Regions from separate parts of the Homo sapiens genome. Here region 1 is linked to region 2. A link is a contact called in ENCODE Hi-C or POLR2A ChIA-PET data. All regions are on one chromosome and are shown on one strand. The core of a region is the stretch at or near the end of the contact, and the rest is flanking DNA. Distances in the headings are between cores, read along the strand shown.

Region 1 (4,217 bases), core at 864-3,363, 48 kb before region 2:
TGTAGTTCAATGGGCCAAGGCTGAGGTCTAATTGAAGAGAGGATTCAGAGGAGCTTGGTTAAAGTTTGGCCAAGGAGGGAATCTTCGTTGAGGGGCAAGGTGACCCCAACAGTGTCTAGGACAGACTGCTGGGTCTCTTCCTGGCCTTCTGGCTGAGATCAAGTGTAGGATAGAATGCTGGAAGGGAGGGGCTAGGTCAGCTGGAGGAGGCATGGCCTATGTCAGGGAATCGCAGGTGGCCAATTTCATCAATGGCAGAAGGGAGTGGAGAGGAAGCCTTCATGGGAGAGAGAACCAGCACATTGACAACTTCCATGACTGGGGACATTCAGTGAGTACAGATGGCCCTGGCTCTGTATAACTTCTCACCTTCTTTACCTCTCCAATCACTCCTTTCTGCTCCTTGGGCCTCTTGCCCTGGGCCCAGAGGAGCCTAAAGAAACACAGTAAATGAGGGAGGAGGATAAGAACCGGTAAAGAAACCCACGCAATCCCCTTCTCCCCTGCAGCTTCTGAGCAAGAGCCAGTCCCAAGCTAAAAAGTGGGGAAGACGTTTTAATTGGTTGAGATTGCAGCCTTACCATTAGAATGAATGAGACTTTATACATTATCCAAAACTGAGGCATTCTTTAATGCCTGAGTGACCACAATAGCTATAGGATCCATCTAAGATATGTAAGATATGTGGGGAATAGAAAGAGAGAGAAGATTTGAAGGAGCAGTGATGAGAAAATACAATTGCTTTCGCTGATCCCAGTTCATTCAGTAAGCTGGTTACAGTCTTTAAAATGTTCTTCTTTTCTGCTGGACTTTAAGCTCTATGAGGGTAAGAAACCATGATTCTCAGCACCAAGCACCGTGTGTAGCTCATAGTAGCTGCTCAATAGATATTTGTTTAATTGCACTGAGTTGAGTTGAAGGGTTTGGGCAAGAATTGGGTGAATGCGATGCCATGTCTAGCAATTTAGTGTGAGAGAGAGAGAAACCACACCTTTACCCCATTTAGGATTCCAGTGGAAGATGCATGATCCGATGGCGAGAGCACCACACAGCAAGCCCCAGGTTCTAGTCCAGGCTCTGCTGCCAATAGGCTGGTTACGTTGGGCACGTTAATAGAATTGCCTGTGCTTCAGTGTTTTGGTCTGGAAAACTGAAGAGGTCAGTTGGATTGGTAAGTGGATTCCAAACAGAGCTGTATATGAGAATCATATGGGAAACTCTGTAAACACCGATTCCTGGGCGTACTCCCATCCATCTGATTCAGTGTCTAGAGTAGGTCCCAAAATCTGTAGTATTTAGGGTTTCCTAGATAAATCTGATGCACAAGTCAGGTGAGGAACCACTGGTTAAGATGCTTGCTAAGGGCTGCTCAAACTTTGAAGGGTCCAAATTGCTTTCCTTGTCTGAAAAATGAGAATAGTGTTAGTATCTGCCCCATAGGGTTAGTGTCAGGATTAGGTTTGGAAGATGCTTGTGAAGGGTTGAGGGCAGCTTCTGGCACCTGCTACCCACTCAGGAAATAATATCCCATAAATTATAGAAATAAATGTTTGCCAATAGAGTAGAACTGTCAACTTTAAAATTGGTTTTAAACCCACAAATAGAATGTCAAATCTTTTCTTATTTTTGTTTTATTTTTTTACACATTTCTAGTCTGGGCCATGCTCTTTTTCCTTCTCATGTGTTTGTAATTATTTTCTTTCAAATGTTTTCTTGTCTCATTCCACCCACATCCCACGCTTGCAGTTGTGTTTCCCCTTATATTAAAATCATGAACATTTCTTACCAATTTTCTAGTTCTTGGGGCAAACTTCCACAAGTACCCGTGCCCCAATGTCCCTGAAATGAAGTGTCTTAGAAAGTCCCTGGCATGCAAGACAAACTTTCTGTAAGTTGCACAGCAAGTCAAACAAGGACTTGGGGCAGTGGGTAACTGTGCTTCCGTGGTCAAGGCCTTCTGGACAGAGGGGTGGCTGTTGTCCTGGTGATTGTTGATCTTGGTCATGCTGCGCTTCTCGGCTGGTTTGCATTGCATCTTGACTTGGCCAAAGCCACACATTTTGTGCTGGGCCAGCAGTTGTGAAATCCTCGGCAGATCCAAGTGATATTGTATGTCTATTTTTAGCTGTGTGTCCTTGGGCCCACAGAGAATGGGGGTTCTGTGGTATTTCGCTGCCTCTCTCAGGCATTGCTGTCAGGGAGCTGACCTCATTTTTCACTCACCATCAGTAATTGACTACAGAGCCATCTCTGGACTTCTCTAGAACCATCTCAGACTTTCTGCCCACACCCTCCCGTTAAGGAGCAGCAAGTACATTGCCTGGCTTCTTGGAGGGGAGAGGAAATTGATTCTGGCCTAAGGCACTGCTCCAGTACATTTCTCTGTAGTGCAAAGCATATGCCAAAGACTAGTATATCTGAAATCCCTGCAGGTCCCTGCTTTTGATGAGCTGCTAAGCAAGGGGAAAATTAGAATAGGAGAGTGGGGTTGGGAGGCTTATTGCAAGTCTTTCAAACTCAGCACAAGGCAAGTTATGGAAAATGTGTCTGTCACTCACTTTCTCTGTTCTCACCTGTCCCATTGTAGCACTTAGCAGACTGAACTGTTAGTTGCATGTGAATTTTGTTTGCATTTCCTAGCAGATTATAAATGACTATGGCCCAGGCACATGGTGGTAACTCAGACAATACTTATTGAGTGAATTTTGAATAAGCTGCACGAGGGCTGGGTCTTGTTCAGCATTTATCTCCAGTTTCACATGAGACTTGGTGATGGTAGGTGCTCTGTAATATTTGTGAATGAGTGAATTTCAGCATCTGTGGCTTTGGATGTGGTCTGGCAGATGTTGTTTGAAATGCTGGCTCGACAGTTGTACACCCAAAATTGATCTGAGCCTCACTTGCATCATCTGCGTAATGGAAATAATAGATAATAGTATCTATCACGTAGTGCTATCTTTAGCATTGGAGGAGCTAATGTGCTAGGTAATGAAGCAATTAGGTAAACAGAGACTTTTAGAGAATCAATGGTGACTGGGGAGAAAGGATAACAGAGACATAGGAACAGAGGCAAAGATATAATGAAGGCCAGTGAAGAGAATATAATTTATCCACTTCCCTCAACTAGTAGCTGGTAGCCTAGCGCATCCTCTCTTCTGGATCAGAGATATAGCAGTCCAGCTGGGAAGACTGGAGAAGGTTCCTACCTGGTTCCAATATTCAGCATGGGGCACATAGGGTCCCCTTAACTCTGTTAAGAGAGCTTTTGCTAAAAGTGGTTCTGGGATGGGATGCAGGTCACTGAGTCCAGTGGAAACTCAGAATGTTGAGAAGCTGAGCACAGATCCAGATGCCCTGCCCCCATCAGTTCTGCTTGCACCAAGGTAAATGGGTTGTTTAGACAGTGACCGCTCCAAAATTCTTAGCATTTATAATCAGTTTACACACTTAGTGTTTGAAATATGTTATATAAAATATTTTATCAAAAGGGGTAGAGGGTGGAGAGAAACACGTAACTTGAGAAATATTTTTTACAAATGTCCACTTACCCAGGAAAATGTGTATAATAAAGATGACATATGTATCAAAACTCTCAGTGTCTCATTCCTTATAGATATTCAATAGCCATTACTTTTTCTTCTCTGTGGGCTTAAAAGCTGGTAGAAACATAACAAGACAAATCAGAATGAAAGAAAAGAGCCCCAAATTCCCAATTCCAAATCCAAATCAATAAATCTAAAAAATTGCAGTATTGTAATTTCTTATGCTTGCTTCCAAGGCTCTGTTCAATCACCCGGAACCAAATTTCTCTTAAGACTGGTGCCTGAAGAGAAACAAGCTCAAATAATGATTCTGGAGAACTTTCGCTTTTGCCCTGACCATCAGCCAGCTCTCTGTGCTAGGAAACATATTGCTCGAGTGAACTGAAGAGGACAAACAGAGGACAACCGTGAACAATCTTTCCTTACTTGCCAAAGTGAAACTGTAGGGGAGCAGCCTGGGGTGCAGGGAAGAACCCTGGACTGGGAGGCAGGAGACCTAGGTCCTTGCCTTTGCTCTGCCACTGGCAACCCCATGTGATTGTGAGCAATTTACTTAACTCATCCTGGCCTCAGTTTTCCCATCTGTCAAATGAGATGCTTGAAGCAAATAACTTCTAAAGCCTTGGCAGTGGATCATATTATTGTTTCCAGTTAGCCACTACCCTTCTCGTAAGA
Region 2 (4,385 bases), core at 1,049-3,548:
TCATTTTAAAAAGGAGATTGGAACCCTGAAACTAAGTATCTACAAATTATTTTAGAAGTGGCTTTCACAAAGATGCTCTCTTTTTTTTTTCATTTTGATGATGTCTCTACATTGGAGGGTATGGAGGGTATCATTATCCCCATTTTCTAGATGGGGAAACTAAGGCCAGGAGAGACTGTGTGATGTGATGGGAAATGTTGGGAAATTGAGACTATAAGCTGGCTCTAGTCTGATAAATAATAGACACAACATGTAGAGCCCTTCGCAGCTGACAAAGTATTTGCATGTTTTAAACTTTTTAATCCATCCATCCAACAAACCCAGTAAGACATTTTATTATTATCCCTGGTCTTACAGATCAGTTAGTGACAGACCTGGCCTTCTAACTCCTTCCCATCCTTCTGTTCTCTTTCCATCGTATTACTTCTTCTTGGGTTCTTTGACTTCTTTGAGTCTCTATTCTAGGAGCTGGTATTTTTTTCTGTAAAGAGCCAGATAGTAAATATTTTAGGCTTTGATGGCCATATGATCTCTGTTGAAACTACTCAGTTCTGCCCTTCTAGCTCAAAAGCAGCCATAGATGTACGTAAAAAAATGGATGTTACTGTGTTCAAATAAATCTATATTTATGGCCCTGAAATCTGAATTTCATATAATTTTCATGAATCATGAAATATTATTATTATTTGATTTTCAAAAGCAACTCAAAAGTGTAAAAACCATTCTTAGCTTGTGTATGGCACAAAAACAGGCAGGGGGCCATAGCGTGCTGACTCTCGCCCTATCTTTGTCTGTAAAATTGGGAAGTAGTAATACATCCGCCGTAGACTCACATGGATTAAGTAAGATCACACCAGTACCATGTTTTGCACAGGGTCCACCATTGCCCTTCTGTCACACGATGAGAGCATGAACGTCTCTGGGTTTCAGTTCTCTTATCTATTAGAAGGGAAGTGTTGGCTACTTCTAGCTCTGAGTCTATATATTTTTGCCAAATTACTTTTTGCTAAAGAGCTTCAACCGCCTTCCTTCTCCCTGCCCTGAGGACATCCATGCCTCCTGGGTCTCCCCAGAATTTCTCCACCCCATTTCCATTTGGCCAACTTCTCTTTCTTGGTCCTAGTCGTTATTTTGTACCTTGGCTTGCACTGAAGTGAACTAGATTTCTTCTCCATTTCTTGGAGAAGTTTTCAGTGGGCAGACCCAGCCACTTGGTGGAGCTGTGGGGAGATGTTTTTCCTTATAAAGCTACCTGATGTTTCCCCTGGAGAACTTCAGGTTTGAAGGTAGGGACGCTGGAAATGGTGCTTCTGGGGGAAAGAGGTGTTGTTCATACCTGTGTGCGTGTTTCCAGCATCTGTCCATATCCAGTTAATTTGGGCAGTCAGGGTTTTGAGTTCAGATGTTTCAAGAGTCCTGAGTGGGGCATTTATATGGGAGAGGCCAGGGACAGATAGATCCTAGATCTGGCGAGGTTCTCAATCCGAATTCCTGGAAGTTTCCCAGTTGTCCCTTGTTCTGTCATGGAGGAAATCAGTCTGTCTCCTCACCATGCAAAACATGCACTTTCTTTTTGGAGCCATTAGATGTACAATCGAATAGCCTTTATCTTTTAAGGAGCTGACTTTTTGTGACTTTTATATATGTAAAACATGCAATTTCTTTTTGGAGCCATTAGATATACAGTCAAATAGACTTTATCTTTCAAGGAGCTGACTTTTTGTGACTTTTATATAACAACTATTGGTGAGATGTGATTTCTTCTCCCTTTCTTGGAGAAGTTTTTGGTTGCTCAGATATTAGCTATTATGTAGCCAAATTACCTGAGCTTGTAAGTTGCGAGACCATAGGGTAGTCTCTCGATCTCTTAGCATATCCCATGAAAAACGTGGGAAATAAAAATATCTAATCCCAAGTAAAGTATCATTTTGAGAATTAAAAAAGACCACTTGTGGGAAAGTGTTTTGTAAACTGTAAAGCATCATGCTGATGGGAGGTATTAGAAACTCCTCGAGGGCAGAGGACCATCTTGTATTACTCTTTATCTGCAGAATGACTGCAGCATCATAGATGCTCAGCTAACATCTGTTGAATGAATGAGTGAACAGGCGAATGAAGAGCATCACGAAGGGGTTGGCAGACTGGAAATATGCCTATTAAATTAAGGGTTTCAAAGGATGAGGCTGGGAGAAGCAGGAGAAGCAGGCCCTTGAGAGGAATCTAGGGCACGTGGCTTGTCTGCCAGGAAGGCAGCTAATGCATCCCTTGCCAGCTAGCCGGCTGCCGGGCAGGCTGGCTCCACTGGGCGAGCTGCCAGGCCCCAGGCCATCTAAGGCTTGTGTGAGCGTCCCAGAGCAGGTGGGCCGGGAGCGTCTGTCGTCACGGGTGGGCTGGTGACCCGCCTGGAATGCCTTCCCTCTCGTGCCTGCTTTTAGAGCCTTAGTCCCTGGTGACAGTAAACAGAATGGACGCAGGGCCTGACACTGAGCCACCCTGGGTCTTGGCAGGGTGGGTCTGAGAGACCTGTTTTCCAGAGTTAAAAGAATACAAATAAACACAGCACAGATAAATGTAGGCAGTTATATAGGAAATCTAGGTCCCAGGGCTATTTTTTCCTGACCCAGTTTTTTTGTTTGTTTGTTTGGGACATAATTACTTGGGAAATGGTAATTGTTTTACATGCTTGCTATAGACCTGATAGAATAAATCTAATAATAATATTATTTAAACAATAATAATAGCAGCTAATGTTTTGTCTGTGTTTACCACGTGCCTATGTAGTACTATGTTAAACACTTCATAGACATTTTCATAGTTCTACAAGGTAATCATTAACTCTGTAGGATTGTATCCTGTCAATCCTATGTACTAAGTATTATTACTATACCTATTTTACGTATGGAGGGATTGAGGTTCAGTCACTTCCTGGGGTCACAGAGCTGAATGGTGGAAGAGCTGCTAGAACTCAACTCAAACCATTCATCCACCCATTCATTCATTACATAATGATTGAGCACCTACTATATAGCAGGTACTAGGGATTCATGTGTGAATAATACCAATAAAAACTCCTGCTATGTGGGGACAAACACAACAAATAAAGAAATTTTATAATATATTATATGGTGGTAAATGCAATGGTGAAGAATAAAGCATCCAGGGAAGGAAAGCAGCGCCAATAGCAGAATGGGAGGTGGAGAAGGTGGGCTGCAATTGTAGACAGGATGGTCAGGAAAGGCCCCATGGTGAGGGTGACATCTGAGCAGAGTTGAAGGTACTGGGTTGCTGAACTGTGTGGATTGGAAAGTAGAACTTTGTTTTGTATGAACTTTGCCCAATGGGGCAAACAGGCAAATTGGAGTCCAAGGAAGATTTCTGTGAATTCACTTTTTTTCTTAAGTTCATTCTCACTCTCTTTTCTGGGCTATGCATTTCCAGAATAGGAAATTGAATGGCAAACTAGGGAGAAAGTAAAGGCATCAAATAAATTCATCGATCAATCCGTCCATCCATCCGTCCATCCATTCATCCATCCATCTACCCACCCATCCATCCATACATCTGTTCAACATTCCTAAGGCACCCACTACAAGCCAGACCTATGCTTCTCTTAGAAGAATAAGATCTAGCTCTATACTGTTGGATATATAAAATATATATAAAATAAATATATATGTATAAAATAAATATAAGTAATGTTATATAATTTTATATAATCAACTGTAAATATATTTTACACTGCTTCAGATTTTTTAAATTTAAATTTTCAAATGAAAATTTTATTAAATACAACTTTATTGTTTTGCTAGAGTTGCATTTCAGTTTAATCATTGAAAATTTATCTCTGAATTGAGAATACTCTAAGTGTGAAATGCATAATGAATTTTGAAGATTGAGCACAGAAAAATGTAAAATATCTTATCAGTGAGTTGTTTATATTAATTACATATTGAAATTAAACTATTCCAAATATTTTATTGTTACTATTTATTTTATAGTAATACAGTAATATGTTTATTACTATTTCGAATATTATATTATTAAAGTTAATTTCTCTTGTTTTTGACTTGTTTTTAACATGGCTGCCAGGAAAGTTAAAATTATTTATGTGGCTCGCGTTATATTTCTATTGGATAGTGCTGTTCTAGACCTTGCCATTCCGGAGCTTCCAGGCAACTGCAGGGAGCTGGGCACACAATTGAGTAATTGTAATACCATGTGGTAAGTGCTATAATAGACCCAGGAACCGAGTGCTCTGGGGACAGAGGAGAACTGAGCCTTCAGTTCTGCCCAGCCCAGGATCAGGGGAGAGGTGACGTCCTCAGCTAGGTCTCTGAGATGGTAGAAGTTTGTCATCTGGAGGCCAGGAAATGAGGGGTCCCAGG

What was found. Hi-C counts contacts between places; a loop is a spot of excess contacts on that map. ChIA-PET counts read pairs that join two places held with the same protein, here RNA polymerase II (POLR2A). Pooled maps may share reads with other maps.
Region 1: a loop to region 2 is called in a map of psoas muscle, with 2.4 times the contacts of the local background. The contact joins two enhancer-like sites. A Hi-C loop is called at or near these places in 15 of 168 maps with a recorded cell type or tissue (Calu3, MCF 10A, PC-9 and 9 more) and 9 of 50 pooled maps. POLR2A ChIA-PET finds 5 or more read pairs at or near these places in 5 of 52 experiments (AG04450, H1, HEK293 and 1 more).

The regions. Positions count from the first base shown.
Region 1 is chr12:106,193,672-106,197,888 of GRCh38, reverse strand. No RefSeq gene overlaps it. Among named protein-coding and RNA genes, the nearest start is that of CKAP4, 52 kb to the left of the region's middle. Within about 2 kb of position 2,113, at least 12 of the 41 ENCODE cell types and tissues checked have a DNase peak (open chromatin) inside an H3K27ac peak, as active enhancers do; they include gastrocnemius medialis, heart right ventricle and psoas muscle, where a contact is called at or near this core.
Region 2 is chr12:106,146,129-106,150,513 of GRCh38, reverse strand. No RefSeq gene overlaps it. Among named protein-coding and RNA genes, the nearest start is that of NUAK1, 9.4 kb to the right of the region's middle. RefSeq lists an enhancer at 1,816-2,315. Within about 2 kb of position 2,298, at least 8 of the 41 ENCODE cell types and tissues checked have a DNase peak (open chromatin) inside an H3K27ac peak, as active enhancers do; they include gastrocnemius medialis, heart right ventricle and psoas muscle, where a contact is called at or near this core.